2 separate regions of the Homo sapiens genome follow, and region 1 is linked to region 2. The links are chromatin contacts, found by Hi-C or POLR2A ChIA-PET in ENCODE. All regions are on one chromosome and are shown on one strand. The core of a region is the stretch at or near the end of the contact, and the rest is flanking DNA. Distances in the headings are between cores, read along the strand shown.

Evidence for each region. A loop is a pair of places that touch in the nucleus more often than their neighbours do. ChIA-PET counts read pairs that join two places held with the same protein, here RNA polymerase II (POLR2A). Pooled maps may share reads with other maps.
Region 1: a loop to region 2 is called in a map of cardiac septum, with 2.3 times the contacts of the local background. The contact joins two enhancer-like sites. A Hi-C loop is called at or near these places in 1 of 168 maps with a recorded cell type or tissue (cardiac septum) and 3 of 50 pooled maps. POLR2A ChIA-PET finds 5 or more read pairs at or near these places in 3 of 52 experiments (Panc1, activated CD4-positive, alpha-beta T cell and activated naive CD4-positive, alpha-beta T cell).

Annotation. Positions count from the first base shown.
Region 1 is chr2:100,070,958-100,075,966 of GRCh38, forward strand. All of the region lies in intron 4 of AFF3 (ALF transcription elongation factor 3), which reads right to left. Among named protein-coding and RNA genes, the nearest start is that of AFF3, 69 kb to the right of the region's middle. Within about 2 kb of position 2,329, at least 2 of the 41 ENCODE cell types and tissues checked have a DNase peak (open chromatin) inside an H3K27ac peak, as active enhancers do.
Region 2 is chr2:100,010,762-100,015,406 of GRCh38, forward strand. All of the region lies in intron 4 of AFF3 (ALF transcription elongation factor 3), which reads right to left. Among named protein-coding and RNA genes, the nearest start is that of AFF3, 130 kb to the right of the region's middle. Within about 2 kb of position 3,255, at least 2 of the 41 ENCODE cell types and tissues checked have a DNase peak (open chromatin) inside an H3K27ac peak, as active enhancers do.

The DNA.
Region 1 (5,009 bases), core at 1,079-3,578, 59 kb after region 2:
ATATATTGTTTCTGGTTTTCAGTATTAAAATTGCTGATAGGAATGAACATTTTGTAATATATAAAAGGACGTGACAGAATAATACTGTAGCTAAATACTTATCCAGCACAGTGTAGATACTCAAATATTTGTTTAAAATTACTCTACATTTCAGAAGTTGTGGCATTAAAACATTTGACTTGAAACACACTGCAATTTAATGCTACATTTCTTCTTGTCAACCAGGGTCTAACAGTATATGACCTGTTTCTAAGAAGAAATAGAATGTATGCAAAAGCTTTTAATTCTGGAAATGTCATCATATACAATAGAGAAAAAAATTTAAAATAAAAATGTCTAATACTAGAAGAAATCTGAGATATCTTTTACACGAAAGTATAAAAGTGACAGGAGGGGTTCAAGTCTCCGAATTCTGAGCTTTTTATGTGAATAGCATATAAAACATGAATTGTGAAATATACAGTAGACCATCTGTGAGTAAGATGACTCCATGATGCCATACTTGACAAACACGGACTTAGATCTGAAAAACACACAAAGCAAGCATCCACTTTACCCACGAAACACGTCGGGAGAGAGGAAGTGTGGTTCTGTGAGGCCCCTGGTCTGTAGAAAGAAACCACCACGCTCTGGCTCCTGCCTGAAGCTGCACAAATGAGCTGGCTCAGTATTAGTGTCTTCTTTTAAAGGTTAGCACCTTTAAATTGCTGGCATGGCGATTGGTGGGAGCTAGAAGGGGTACCCCTAAAAATTCTTCGAGCAAAACCGTAAATACCAAATTACGACATAAAGGGGCTGCTACTTTCTTTACAAAACCTCGGCTGTGGCTTGTTTCTCCTCCGTGAATCAACTGTCTTTTTCCAACAAAGACACCCACTTCAGGGTTTCAAGGGATATCTATTCAAGGCACGTACTGTACAGCATATGTGGTTATCTACAGGTAGTACAGCCTGTAAACCTAGTTTGCTCAACTAAATAGCATTTATCATGTATTTTTATGCCTTCTGACATCTGCTACTAAATACAAACAATGAAAGCATCTCCAAAAACTAGAGATTTCTACTCTAGGAGATGTGGTGGCTGGTAAAATCACCTGCACTTTAACCATGGAACAAGACATTTCCCCTCCCCATGTCCAGCCCATGCCCAGACTGTCCTCTAAATCAGGGGTCCCCAACCCCCAGACCATAACAGTCCATGGCCTGTTAGGAACTGGGCCGCACAGCAGGAGGTGAGTGGAGGGTGAGTGAGCCTGAGCTCCACCTCCTGTCAGATCACCGGCGGCATTAGATTCTCATAGGAGAGTAAACCCTATTGTGAACTGTGCATGCGAGGAATCTGGGTTGTGCTCTCTTTATGAAAATCTAACTAATGCCTGAGGATATGAGGTGGTACAGTTTCATCCTGAAACCATCCCCACCCTCACCTCCTCGTCCATGGAACAACTGTCTTCCACGAAACCGGTCCCTGGTGCCAAAAAGGTTGGGGATTACTGCTTTAAATGAACCCTTGGCCTTTAAGGGCACATGCTGCACACCTGGAGCTGGACCCATGGAGAGCTGATCCTGAGTTGGGCTGGGGCAGGCTTGCTGGCCGGGCTATACCATGAGCTAGCTGCCTGTCCTACTGGTAAAGCCTGCAACCCCAGAGAAAGTGCCCATTTCAGACCAAGAAGGGAGGTGCTCACAACAAACGGAAACATCTCTGCAGTCACACCAAGAGCTGCACCCTTGTTCCTCATGTGTATTAAGTGCAGGATTAATGCCATGAATGCTAGGAATCCACCATATCACAAACACTGACCTGTTGGGTCAACCAGTTTCCAAAATAACCTCATTGCTGTTTCTTCTCGTTTGTATTTTATCTTTGCCTTTTCACCTTCATTTCCCTCTTTCCTGCCATCCCTTTTACCTTAACTGAGTTCTTTGTTTCCTATTTCTGTCCCCATATTAAATGACTTGGCTAGTTCACTCGTTGATTAAAATACGAAGAAGTTATTGTTGGAATGAGACATTGTTCACTGCAATGTCTTTTTTCGATGGAGAACAAGATAAAGGCCAACGCTGTGAGTGTCAATGTTGAGGACAGGTTCCCTAACTTCAGCCTCAGAGGATCTTCCCATGCTGTAGTCTAACATGCTGTTACAGGTTGAATTGTGTCCCTGCAGACCCCACAATATTCAGATGCTGACATCCTAATCTCCAATGCTTCAGAATGTGACTTTATTTGAAAATGAGGTTGTTGCAGACCTAGTTAAGATGAGGTCACTCTGGAGTAGGGTGGGCACCACAACCCTGTGTGACTGGTGTCCTCATGAAAAGGGGACACGTGGACACAGGCATGCACACAGGCAGAATGCCCAGAAAACATGAAGGTGTCGGGTGATACATCCACAAGCCAAAGAACGCCAAAGATCACCAGCATCCACCAGAAGCTGGAGAGGCATGAAGGGATTCTCCCTCACCACCCTCAGAGGGAACCAGCCTTGCCAACACCTTCCTCTCAGCCTTCCAGCCCCCAGGACTGCCAGGTGACACACACCTGCTGTTGAGGCTGTCCAGGCTGTGGGACTTTATAGGGCAGCTTCATCAAATTAATACATATGCCATGCATTTTCTCTGTCTACCCTGAAATTCAACAAAATGTGTTATTTGGTCAAATAAAATGAAACACAGAGCACCAAATAACTAAGACACTAACCTCTTTCTCAAATAAAGGCAAGTTCATATATCATAGTCAGAAGTTAAAAATTAAAAGAACAATTGTCGTTGTCTATAATCTAAAGGTTGCTGTCAAGGGCTTTTCAGATGACCTCTTCATAGGAATCCTGTTTATTCTTTGCCTGTGAAAATTTTGTGTTGCACCTAAGTTTAAAATTGTAAATAAGGAACCTAATGTGCAAAATGCAACACTTTACTTCATCCATGACTTTACGGACCTGAATAAGAGACTAATGAAATGAGAAATTGTTAAATTACAAAAAACAAGAACACGTGATCTGTATAATAGGGTACTATAAACACAGTCATATCAGAGGAACTAATCTCTCACAAGTCAGAAGGAGACTGAGTAGAAAACTGCGAACGACCACCACCCCTGGTCCCTTGTTGTAACTCAGCCACGGACCCAATGCTGAATCGCTGCAAGCCTTGGTTTCCTTGTGTGCATCCGTCAGGTGTCTCAGGCAAGGCTGCCCGCTCCACTGTCTCCCGATCTAACGGAGCTCAATGACTTTGCTGCGTTTTACTCTGCTGACCCCTCACTCCTTGGAATTTCCCACTTCCTGAGCTCCTGGACTTTTCTGCCTCCTGGCCCTCCTCCTGCTCTGTTCCTCCTCCACCTGTCCAAAGTATTCCTCAGTACCCTCTTGTTCTTGCCACTCTCTGTGTTCTCCCAAAGGGAGCTGGTCCGCTATTTCCCTGCCTGCATGTCCAACCCTGACCTCTCGCCTACCAAGAGCAGTCTCTAGGACAGCAGCTATGTTAATAATCATGATAATATGCTTGCACTTACGTATATTTATACTGTGCTGAACACTACGATTTTACAGTGGATCCATACAGTATGAAGCAATAAGGTGACTTAAAAAATGGTTTGTTAATAGATTAGTTTCTTTAAAAAGGTCAACATATCCCAGCACTGTTTACAGAATTCTTTGGTTTAACAAGGGCTTTTATCTCATTTTACTTGGTGAAAAGTTAAAGCCCAGTTTGTCTCTGAATTCTAAATTAGACGGTACACAATAGGCAAAGTGCTTTCAATTGCATCCAAGGTGAGGATGTGCAGGTCCTTCCTAAGACTCAACACCCAGTTAGAGATAATGGACAAAGCCCCAGCCGAGGGCTTATTGACCTTATTTATGCCAATAACACAAACTCTGACTCTGGAGAATTAAGGGATGTTGGAAACAGTCACTGCCACTTGGAGGTCAATTAAAGTCCACCTTTGAGCACTGGTGGAGAGGAGGCAGGAAGCCTGCAGAGATAAAAGTATCCTAATTTAAATGTTAAAAGGACCATTACAGGATCTTAATTCCTTCTAGCAAACAGAGCATGTACTTAGATGACAATGAGTATAAATACAACCACTCTAGAAAGAAAAGACAGGAGCTCTCTGCTCCAAAGAGTATTACAGCTTTCACAAGAAGGACCTGAGCTAACTTCTCATGTTTGTAGGTGGGCGATGGGATAAGTTTGCAGAAGACCCATTTACGGGGACCATGGGCAAACAGAAGCAGACCATGAACTAAGTTAAAATTCAAGGCCCCCAGGTAAACCAGGGCAAACATCCCTGACTCCCCAATCCACCTCTTCTAAAACTCTCTTAAGAAACACCATGATCAGTGTCTTCATTTAGCAAAGACGTCTTCAAGAACCACAGCTCGTGTTTGGGGCAATCATTTTGCCCCCTCTAGTGAGGGGGCATTTCTTTATATTAAAGCCCTGAGAATTAAAGAAAAACAATATGCAGAAAGTGCAACAAATTATTATCCAGGCTGTGTGCTTCTCTTTCTCAGAACATTCTATTAAGATTCTTCACTAAAGAATGCCCTTCCACAGAGCACCACCAGACAAGAGCTTGGAGAATAAGTACTTATATTTCCTAGAAACTGTCAGACCAGAATAATCCCATTTCTAGAAACGGCAACAACAGTGGCCAAAAAAACTGTTTATTAGGGAAATAATTATGGAAATTTCACTATAATTAGGGAAAATCTCAAATTCTGTATTTTATGTTTCCAGCTTTTACTTTTTCTGATAGGTTCTGGCCAAATTCCCAGAATGCATTTATCTGATGATGTCTCAAGTGATGGCAAACACAGAATATTATATTTCAGTTGTTTGCACTGCTTGTTTCTCCATAGTTCCCACCCTCGATGAGATGTTTTGTGCCTTTGGAGGCATAGTGCTGTCCAAATGCTTTGGGGCCCGTAGGATGGAGCTTGGTGTGACCTGGCTACTTAAGACACAGCCACACCCAAAGGCAGCTCAGATTCTCCTTTAAGACCC
Region 2 (4,645 bases), core at 2,005-4,504:
AGTTCCCAGTAGAGGGTATGATGGTCCTGCCCTGCTTGTGGACATTTGTAATATGAAACCCCGGCTTTCAGGAACATTCCATGGATTTAAAATGGAGACTGCTCTGAGGATATATGACCCACACTGCAGATGGATATGAAGTAGCCTTTAATCAACAGGAGAATTCTAGTTTCATTATGCACTTCTAGCTTTTGGAACAATATTGACACCTGCAGTTAGAAAACAAAAAGCAGCCGGGCGCTGTGGCTCATGCCTGTAATCCCAGCACTTTGGGAGGCCGAGATGGGTGGATCACGAGGTCAGGAGATCGAGGCCATCCTGGCTAACACGGTGAAACCCCATTTCTACTAAAAATACAAAAAATTAGCCAGGGGCGGTGGTGGGCACCTGTAGTCCCAGCTACTCGGGAGGCTGAGGCAGGAGAACGGCACGAACCCGGGAGGCGGAGCTTGCAGTGAGCCGAGATTGCGCCACTGCACTCCAGCCTGGGCGACAAAGCGAGACTCCCTCTCAAAAGAAAAAAAAGCTTGCACAGCATGCATCATAACTCTCCCCTTTTCCCATACATAGCAGGGACTCCCACACACATGCTTGCTGCCCTCAGTCAGGTCAACCCAACCAGACACACAAGACTGGTGTGATGCACGAAGTGGCCTCATGTAAGATGGAGCAGGCAGGTGGTCATTGAGAATGATTTCTGGGCTTCTCAGAAGGCCCCCATGCCCAAAATAATACCTCCTGCATCTGCTGGCTGATGACTGAAATTCCACAACTAGAGAGTCATTCCTCTGGTTTAAGATGTCTTCACCCCTGCAAGAAATATAAACACCACAAGAAGCTGAAACACTTTAAACCTGATTAGCCTTGAGTATCTTAGCGTGCATGAGTCTGTCAGCATATTTTCCAGAAGCCGAGGGGAAAGAATCCAAGATCCCGGAGGGTCAGAACGGGAGGCAAGCTGAACAAAGGAAGGGACAACAGTAGATGCAGCCATGAAAACAGATTCATAAACTCCACTTATTTTTCAGTGTGGCTTAAATGTTTAAGACAAAGGCAATAGGATAAAAACCAAAATTAATTAGGCAGATATCAGACCCAATACATTTCCAGGGTCTGGGAGTTATGAGTCATGTCCTACTCTGAAAATGTTGGAGGTGAGAGAAAAGATGCTCCTCTTTAACTAAACCTGCCTCATCCCCCAACCCCTTTAAGCTGAAGGATACCCCAAAGCACTCCAAGATGCTTTATAAAGCATCCAGATTGCTAGATAAAATCCACTAATGAAGTTCTACCCGCATAACCAGCCTACAGCTCCTACTACCAAGAAGGAGTGAACACCCTCAGGACCACTTACTCATAATCTTCTAATAGAAATCCACTAGTCGTCTTTTCAGGGGCCTGCCATCATGCTCGTGCCATGCTTCCACACCATAAGATGAACCCAGAATGACTCAAAATGGCAACGTCCCCACTTCTTCAAAGGAGAGGAAAGGAAACTCAAAAAGAAAGGCAATGCCTTCCCTTTGGTTTCTCTCCTCCTTCCTTGGTGGGTAGCTCTGTAGCCTCCACTGAGCTGCTTCTTAAAACTAACCTACCCATTCCTTCTCTTTAACTAGAAGCACAAGCCCCCCACCACATATCATTTCATGGCTAGGGAGCTAAAATGTCACTTGCTTAAAGCAGATGTCACTGTAAGAGAAAGGCTGGGCTTCCCACCCCCTGTATCTCCCTAAGTGTCTGAACTCTCACCTTTCTACCAATACTAAATGTTTTGACTCATAAAGACAGTAGCTTCTCGACAGTGAGCCCCCATCCCACTAATTACAAGTGAAAATTGTGCCGGTGCTCACCAGCCTGCAGAGTGCCTTTCTCTTCATCTCTTGCCATGAAAGCTTAGCCCTCTTCGTCCCCCTGCCATTTGAGCAATGTGAAGATCATGCTTTAAAAGCAAAGAAAGCTTTCGCCTGACAAGCTGAAAGTCAGGTCAGCTTCCCCTGGGATGGCTGACTTAGGTCTAAGAGAATTCCAATTCCCGGCATGCCAACATATACATTAAACTCAAAATGTGTTGCACGTTATGAGTTATGTTTCTTTGTTACTAGCAGATGGTAAAAATTTCTATCATCTGCAAAGTTGCTCCTATTTCCATAAAAATTACAAAAATCACATTCCTCAAATGTATGTCACCAAATGTATTTATTTATTTTGCATGAAAGTGGAGGTAGCCAACTGCTTCAATATTATTTATCATTTGTTGCAGATGCATAACATTCCCAGAAAATAAACCTTTTTAATCAACTCCTTTTAAAGGGCCTATTTATTTTTAGAATTAAAAAAAATAGCAAATAAAAAATGTAGTGAAAACATTTTTGATCATTTCTCACTTATTTGTTTTTAATCTATAAATTGCGGTATCTTGTAGAGCTCCAGCCAAGGCCAATTATGGTGGTTAAGTAGAAATAGACGTCTAAACATGAAACTGTCATCATTTCCAAAATTCATCTATTCTTGATCATACGGTAACAGCATGAAACTAAATAAAAGTAACATCTATGAGCCCGATGGCTTTTCTCTTCCATTGAGCTCAAAACATTTCACCTATATGTCCCTTAATTATCCTCACAATGCCCCTTGGAGAAAGACACTGATGGTGAATATTATGACTAGGTTAACTCTTTTAAAGATCAAGAAACTTAGGATAAGAGTTTGATCATCAAAACAATGTCATAAAGACACACTGTGTAAAAGGAACAGCAATGTCCAAAGTACCTTACTCAGCTCTGCCCAGAGAACAGGAGCTATCCTGGAGCCAAGAAGTGGTGGCACCTCTTAAACCCTGATGTCTGACAAGCCCAGTAGTGAGAAGTAGTTAACATGAGCCCCAGAGGCAAAACAGGAATAAATGAAATAAGGCAAGCTATTTCCCAGTCAGACAGAGAGAACCATAAGGAGAATTCTGGAATAAAGTCTCAGCTGTTATAATTTTTTACAGCCCCCAACTGACAAAGGATAGAAATCAGTCTCTTTCCACAGCTCACACACAAAGCAGACCTATGTAACCTAGAATTGTGGAATGGAAGATAGAGAAGTGAATAAAAAAATAAAAAATGATAAGATTCTAAAGTTGCCCAGCGAGGGCTACTGATGTCACTATTTTTATCAAGTGCTACCCATTCATTAGCCTGCTCCAATCTCTCCCTAGGCTGCCCTACTGGTGAGAAAGGTGCTGGAGCCAGGACAGCCTGCCCTCTGGCTGAGTCACAGGTTGATTCAGCAGACCCAGCCAGCCAGGGGGGGATGACCTCCTTCCCACTGCACTCATCCACATGCAGCCTGATGAAATCTGATGAAATGCAGTTTGCTTGGAGCACTCGCTCCAAGCAAACTGCATTTCCCATGGAGGAGACTTTTAGGCAAGGGTATATGAAGCCAATTGTATCCCTTGACTAGAATCATCAAAATGTTTTATTCTTATTTTTAAAAAACTATCCAAACTACTGATATGTCTCCAGGGTTGTGGGGAGTCTAAGAAATAAGCAAATTCAAGGAGAAGAGAATGAACCACCTCTCACCTATCTTTTGGAAAAAGTTATCATGTTTTGCATGTTTTTAAAATACAGTCCTTTTCAAATAACAAAAACACAATTCACTTTCGTCCAAAAGCATTTTCTGAATACCACTGTGTCAGATACTAGGGAGACAGGGTCGTGATTGAGCCATCCTGCTGATGAGAAGACAACAGTCTGGGGCAAGGAGAATGGGGAAAAGGAAGAAGGGCACCAATTCACAATCAAACAATGTGAGCAGCCTGTGGTCAGGGCACTGGCAGGGGTAGCACAAGGAATCAGCATTGTTTCCTGCAGGAGACCAGCTTTGAGCTTGAGAAAACGGCAGGTTAAGGAGATGGAAAAGAAGAAGGGCTTAGAGGTACAAAATACATGGATTACTAGTAAGTGGCCTTTGGGAGTATATTCAGAGGCGGTTATGTTACTCTCTCCATACCTCCATACCACCTTGCTTCCTTTTTTTTTTTTTTTTTTTAGACGGAGTCTCACTCTGTTGCCCAGGCTGGAGTGCAGCAGGGTGATCTCAGCTCACTGCAACCTCCGCCTCCCAGGTTCAAGTGATTCTTTTGCCTCAGCCTCCCGAGTAGCTGGGACTACAGGCATGTGCCACCACACCCAGCCAGCTAATTTTTTTTTTTTTTTTTTTTTTTGTATATTTAGTAGAGACAGGGTTTCAGGACGTTAGCCAGGATGGTCTCGATCTCCTGACCTCATGATCCGCCTGCCTTGGCCCCCCAAAGTGCTGGAATTACAGGCGTGAGCCACTGTGCCTGGCCCACCTTACTTCTTTAACAAGGTGGAATTCCTCATTTAAAGTTTCATTTATGTGGTTTACCCACTGCTAACCTATCATTGCTACCTCACTCTAAACAGGTTCGTCTGATCCCTTCCTAAGAGCAGATTTGGTTTGGAGCAAATGCATGAAGAGTGGATGCAGAGGACACAGAGAAACACTCTCCCCCTTTTTACAGTTTATATCAGGCTGCCTCTAAGCAGCCTGGCCACAGAGAAGACAATCTTTTCAGATACTTTGAGACCTGACAACATGCTAACATGCTCCCTGGGCATGGACCTGGAGC